Regions from separate parts of the Homo sapiens genome. Here region 1 is linked to region 2. Evidence: chromatin contacts called from ENCODE Hi-C or POLR2A ChIA-PET data. All regions are on one chromosome and are shown on one strand. Each heading gives the region's core, a stretch centred on a gene start or an enhancer-like site at or near the end of the contact. The rest is flanking DNA. Distances are from core to core; before and after follow the strand shown.

What was found. Hi-C counts contacts between places; a loop is a spot of excess contacts on that map. ChIA-PET counts read pairs that join two places held with the same protein, here RNA polymerase II (POLR2A). Pooled maps may share reads with other maps.
Region 1: a loop to region 2 is called in a pooled map, with 5 times the contacts of the local background. The contact joins the promoter of SHISAL2A here to the promoter of ZFYVE9 in region 2. A Hi-C loop is called at or near these places in 1 of 168 maps with a recorded cell type or tissue (OCI-LY7), 5 of 37 single-sample maps with no recorded cell type and 11 of 50 pooled maps. POLR2A ChIA-PET finds 5 or more read pairs at or near these places in 3 of 52 experiments (activated T-cell, activated naive CD8-positive, alpha-beta T cell and naive thymus-derived CD4-positive, alpha-beta T cell).

The regions. Positions count from the first base shown.
Region 1 is chr1:52,631,737-52,634,456 of GRCh38, forward strand. SHISAL2A (shisa like 2A) reads left to right here and starts at 1,432. Exons shown (of 3, transcript NM_001042693.3): 1 at 1,432-1,939. The coding sequence starts at 1,758. It overlaps LOC124904178 (a long non-coding RNA gene), which reads right to left and starts at 1,719. Exons shown (of 2, transcript XR_007066084.1): 1 at 1,572-1,719. RefSeq lists silencers at 1,310-1,419, 1,510-1,699, 1,710-1,759.
Region 2 is chr1:52,140,700-52,143,820 of GRCh38, forward strand. It overlaps ZFYVE9 (zinc finger FYVE-type containing 9), which reads left to right and starts at 1,390. Exons shown (of 19, transcript NM_004799.4): 1 at 1,390-1,704. LOC107984956 (collagen alpha-2(I) chain-like) reads left to right here. Exons shown (of 5, transcript XM_047439476.1): 2 at 494-590; 3 at 736-782; 4 at 1,078-1,704. RefSeq lists a silencer at 1,190-2,049.

The DNA.
Region 1 (2,720 bases), core at 182-2,681, 490 kb after region 2:
AAAAGCCAGGGCAGAGCGCTTTCTTCCTCCCAGCTGATCTCCAGGCCTCCAGGAAGCCTCTCCCTCCCAGAGGATTCCTCCCCTGTACTCTCCATCTGATAAAGAGGCTGAAGTGCACCCTCATTAGTGTAGGCTCTCCAGCTCCCAGTCTGCTCAGACCCACAGCTCAGGGGAGGAATGTTCTGGAGGATAATAACAGTTCCCTCCAGCTTTCATATTTGACCTTACAGTGACTCTTGAGGACACCGCCTCCCTCAGAGCCCTCCCCTGCTTCCTCAGATGGTGCCCCTCTGTGTCCAGGTCCTTGCATTTCCCTTTTTACTGCCCTGTGCTGTGATCGTCAGTCAGTCTGACTCCTCCATCAGACTGTGTGTTTCTCAACGGCAGGCCCAGATCTGATCCCTCTCAGGGGCCCTAGGGCCCACCCAGGTCAGGGCAGCGGCACAATCAGCATCTGAGGAGCTGGCCTGGGTGAGGACAAGGAACCCAAAGCTCAGAGAGAAACAGCAGGGAAGGGGTAGAGCTGGGCTGGAGCCCAGATCCCCTGATACCCACGGCCCGTTCCCCACACGTCCAAACCAAGGGCGAAGGAATCGGGGGTGCCCGAGGCACCACAGTAACTATTTCCTACCCTACCCACTGCTGTGAAAAATGTAGAGCTAAGGCACTGAAGGTGCTGTATGAAGCCCTTCCAGATGGCGTAAGGCAACAGGGTACATGGGGGAAGCCAAGGCACTGAGAGCCCCTTCAGACTGTGGTTCTCTGATGCTAGTGAGAACACTGCCCTTGTTCTCTGGAAGTAATTTTTCAAAATGGACAGGTCTGCTGACTTTCTTTGCTGGTCAGTGTGGGGAAGGAGGTTACCGTCTGGGCCCATCCACACCCATATTCGGCTCCTTGTCCCAGGCCAGTGGCAGGCAGTATGAACAGAAGAGTGTGGACATTGTCCGTGCACGAGCTAGCTCTCAGCGAGACTAGCAGGGACTCCAGATGATGAGGACATCTAAAAGCCCGCTAGAAAAGAGGCACCATGAAAGCCGCAGAAAGAGCAAGGACTTCCTACTAGGCCGCCCCCGGTTAAAATCTCGTGGGCTTAGGAACTCCGGGAAATGGCTTCTCTCTGGCCCTCAGCTCTCACCTTTAACACGGATGCGAACATCCCCGGGCCCCTGGGTTTTTGCGGAGGTTGGGTGAGGTTGTGTTCACTCTCCTCACTGACCCCGCCGTGTGGTCGCCGGCTGGTGCCTTGTCTGTCTGCCCCAGCCCCGAATGCCCCGAGACTCCCGGCGCCGGCTCGGTGCAGGTAAGGCGCCCGCGCCCTGGCCTCGAATTCCCGCCCCGCCACTCTGGCCGCGTCGTGCTGTCGTTGCGCACCCAGCGCCCTCGTGCAGGCAGGGGGAGCGCAGTGGGGAGGGGGCAGGAAGCGCAGGCAGAGCCAGGCGAGCACGCGGCTCCCGGCCCAGCTCCCCGCGTCCGCTCCGGCTCCTGCCGCGTTCCAGCAGCCGTCACTCCCGCCGCCGGCCCCCGCCGCCCGCCCCGCCTGCCCCTACCCCTCCGCGCGGGCCGGGCACCTGGCCGCCGCTCGGTCCTCGGGGCCCCGCGCTGCTGTCTCTGTCTCGGCTTCTCTCGGCCCCTGGGTCTCTTCGTCTCTGCCGTTCTCAGGCTCAGCTCCGTCTCGCTCGGTCCCTCGCTTCCCCGCCGGGCTCTAGCCGGCCGTCTGGTGGCCCGAGGTGGCGGCGGGCTGGGCGCGGGGCGCGATGAGCGGCGCCTGCACGAGCTACGTGAGCGCAGAGCAGGAGGTGGTGCGCGGCTTCAGCTGCCCGCGGCCGGGGGGCGAGGCGGCCGCTGTCTTCTGCTGCGGCTTCCGCGACCACAAGTACTGCTGCGACGACCCGCACAGCTTCTTCCCCTACGAGCACAGCTACATGTGGTGGCTCAGGTACCGTCCCTGGCCCTCACCCTACCTTGAACCCCACTCCAGTCTCAGCGCCTTCACCCCAGCCTCAGCCCCCACCCGAGTGTCCACCTGAACATCAGCAGCAAGCTCTAGTCCTTACCGTCCTCATGCCCACAGCATCAACCACCCCGTGAAACCCCATCTCAGCTCGATTTCCTCATCCTGACCCCAACCATTATTTAGAGCCATGCTCGGACCTCCCCCTCCTCTAATCCAAAACAATCCTCACTCTATCCCCACCCCAAACTTCATTCCATCACCACCCTCATCCCAACCCCAAATCACATATCAAGCCTCCCCCTAACAGCAACTTCCATCTTCAAACATTCACAGGCAGCCCAACTCCACCCCAATCATCATCCCACCAAGGTGCCCTTCCTAATATCAACACCAGCCTTATTCCTGACTTTCCACACTCCCCAGTACTGACCCCAGACCTTATTCTATCACCAGCCCCAACCTCCTCTTCTGTCCTGCCTGCAGTCCCACCTCAGCTCTTCTCCCACATCCTGACTCCAAATATTATTAATATCTAGATCTACATCCAAACCTCAACCTCCAGACTTAACCCTCGCCTGGTGCTACACCCCAACCCCAGCCTCAGCCCAGCGTCAACCCTTGGTTCCCTTTTGTATTTAGTCATTCTTTCGGGCACTCTCTACTGAGCACTTGGTGTGTGCCAAGCCCTGTGGTGAGTGCTGGGGATGTACCCCATCCTCAAGCTAAGGCAGAAGACTCGGGAGTCAGAGCTGCCTCCAAGTTC
Region 2 (3,121 bases), core at 140-2,639:
CATTAGTGAAATTTAGGGAAATTTCACCCAGACTAGGGAGGATGAAGAATGGAGCATCTATCTTTTGACAGAAATACAGTTACACACACACATACACACACACATACACACACACAGAGAGAGAGAGAGAGAGAGAGAGAATGAGAAACAAAAACAGAGGAGTACAAAATTGAGCCTAAGAAAAAGAACTGGAACCAATAAAAATTGTAACTAACATTTATTAAGTATCTTCTATGGGCCAGTCTCTTTATCTCCAATCTTCAACAACCAGCAAGGCAGGCAGGAGAAAACTGAAGTTCAAAAATGTTACATAACTTCCCCAGGGTCATAAAGCTATATATACATGACAGAACTGGAACTGGTAGTGTTGGTATGTGTCTGACACCAAAATCACTACACATTCTAGTATACCACTCTGTTAAAAAAGTGTATTTGGAAAATTTAGGGATCAGAGGATTTGGAGAATTTTCTTTCCCTACTTCCCCTCTGACAGTCGTGTTTGTTTTTGGTTCTGATGTTTGCACCCTAGAGGCTGACTGGGATCAAATATGGGGCATCTGTAAACAGAATGATTCCATAGCCCCCACTGTGTAATAATTTCCTTCCTTCAGAGCCTTACTAGGATTTGCCTGGGATGAGGGGTGGAAAGGTGGGAGAGAAGAGGTTGGGAGGGAGAGGATGTTAGTAAAAGATGGGTGATTCTTTGCTTACCTTTAAGTTGTTTATGAATTTCAGGACAACCCGTTGGCTATTCTCTTCTCTGGCTTGGCATATATATATATGTATGTATTTTTTTTTCATTTTTGTTTTGTGGGGGTGGTGGTTTAGGTGTTAAGGGTTTGGTTGATATCTGTAGAAAATTTCTTAATGATCTACACAGTAGATAAAAAAACAAGTTAAGGTCAAAGACAATTCCTTCGTCTGTTTTGGGAGACGAGTGTGTATGTTTGAAAAAAAGGTTTGTTCTGGGTCACTCTTCTTTCATCCAGACGCATTAAAGGAATTAGAAGGGGGTCTCCCTGCCACCCCCGAAACCGTGAGAGTCAAACGGAGATTCCCTTATATTCCTGCTCTCAGGTGCGGGTCCGAGTGACAAGAACGTTCACGTATCTTCGGGAGAGAACGAAAAGGTGCTCGGGTCTGGCGGGGGCGGGGAACGCCAGGGGTTGGTGGGAACTGAGGGGCTTCCGGTTCCCGGGAAGCGGAGTCCCGGGCCGGCCGCGGGCCGCGGGCTACGCAGGGAGCACGGGGCCCTCGCCGCCCCCAGGCCGCGCTCCTTAGCGTTCCCTGCGGCTCGTGCCCAGCGCGGCCGCCGCAGTCCCGACGCCGTAGCCGGACGTGGGGTCCAGGGGGCGCTGTGGCCCAGCGGCGCCGGCGGCAGGAGCGGCCACCCGACGCTGGAGGCTTCGCTGAGGATCCCCGCCTGCCGCACCTCGGTCGTCCCGCCGCAGCCTTGCGCCCCCGGCCCGGCTCGGCGGCGCTCCTCCGGGATCCGCGTGGCTGCCGCGGCCCGGGCGCCGATGCGGCTGGGCGGGTGCCGGGCCTTAGCAGCAGTAGCAGCCGCAGCTGCGGCTACCGCAGCTCCTACAGGAGTGGGAGGTTTCGCGGCGGCGCCTGGGGCCGCGCCGGTGCCCTCCGGAGGAGGCTTTCGGCTCAGGGACGACCCCCGTGGCCATGCTGAAGCGGAGGCGGCCGCTGCTCGAGGTGAGTGTGGCGCGGCGTGGTCCGGGGCTCGCCGGCCTCCCGCCGCCTGTGGGGGCCCTGGCGGCAGACCGCGGGCCGGGCGGACGGGGCGTCCTGCCACTGCGGTCGCCTCCCCCACCCTGCGGTCCTGGGGCCTCAGCCCTTTCTCCCCGCGTCCCCCGGGAGGCTGAAGGCCGTGGGGGGCGATTAGGCCCCGCGCCGTTGGGAAGCCCTCGCTCCGGCCTCGGTTCCGGCGCGGCCGGGTGTGTGGAGCTGGGGGCCGGCAGGAGCACGGCCGCCTTTCGGGTTTGCATGGGCCCGGGCCGAGCGCAGCCTCTTAGCCCGGGCCCTGCACGTACATCCCGGAGGGAGGCAGATGACGCCTGTTTGCAAACAAGCTTTGGCTTCCACGCGTCCCATACCGAGTCCCTCAGAATCCCGGTTGTGGCGGGGAAAGGGGGAGGAGAGGAAGGCCAGGGTGAGAATTGGGGGTGCAGAGAGTGCGGGACCAAGAGAGCCCCTGCTACTCCTGGAGTGTCATTCATGGATCTGGCTTGCTCGAGAACAACCTTTTGCGTCTTATTTGAGGTGAAATTTCATCACCTGCCGGTTGCTCATTCCTGCCTCTTTATATTATATCTTGCCTCTAAGCGTGGTCTGCCTTGGAGAAAGCCCCATCGCATCTTTGCGATGCTAAGTTTTGTAGATAAACACTCACAGTTATAAAAACGTCTTTTACAAAGGTCTGCCCCCCACACCCCGCCAGAAGAAATATTTTTATGCTTCAGTGTTCGGTACAAAAATGTTCCACTTAAAGAGATCCAGAGAATAGTTGGCAAAAGGATTTTAAGTCCTCTTTAAGTGCCAGCTACCCTAATAAATACCTGAAGGAAATGGGATACATGCTAAATTTTAGAAATAAAATGATTTGTTCTGATATTAATGTTGAAAATGCTACTGATTACAGTTTGATACCGTAAGTCAGATATTTATGTTTTGTGAGAAATGTGATTACAGGTTATTCTTGTTTTCCTGTTATGTATGTGAAAGTTATAAGACTTATAGGTACTTGCAAAACTTTTATAATCATGAAAAAATATGCTTATTGTAGAAAACTTGGGAATTATAGAAAGGTACCATGTTGGCTCTTAATAAATATTTAATAATAGGAGAAATCACCCATAATCTCACAGATTGTAAACAGTACAGGTTTATAATGGGCTCGTACTGACAGTGATTTTTAAAATTATTATTTCTGTATATTAGGTTTAAAATTATCTGACTGTTCCATTTTACATTGTCATTTGTATAAGACCTGTAAAAATATTTTACTAAATTACATTGGAACCATGTTGAATTCATCAATTAAAACAGAAGAATATGGGTAACTACCTAAAAGATCCCTGACTTAACCTTCTATGCAGCATGGGGTCTCCAT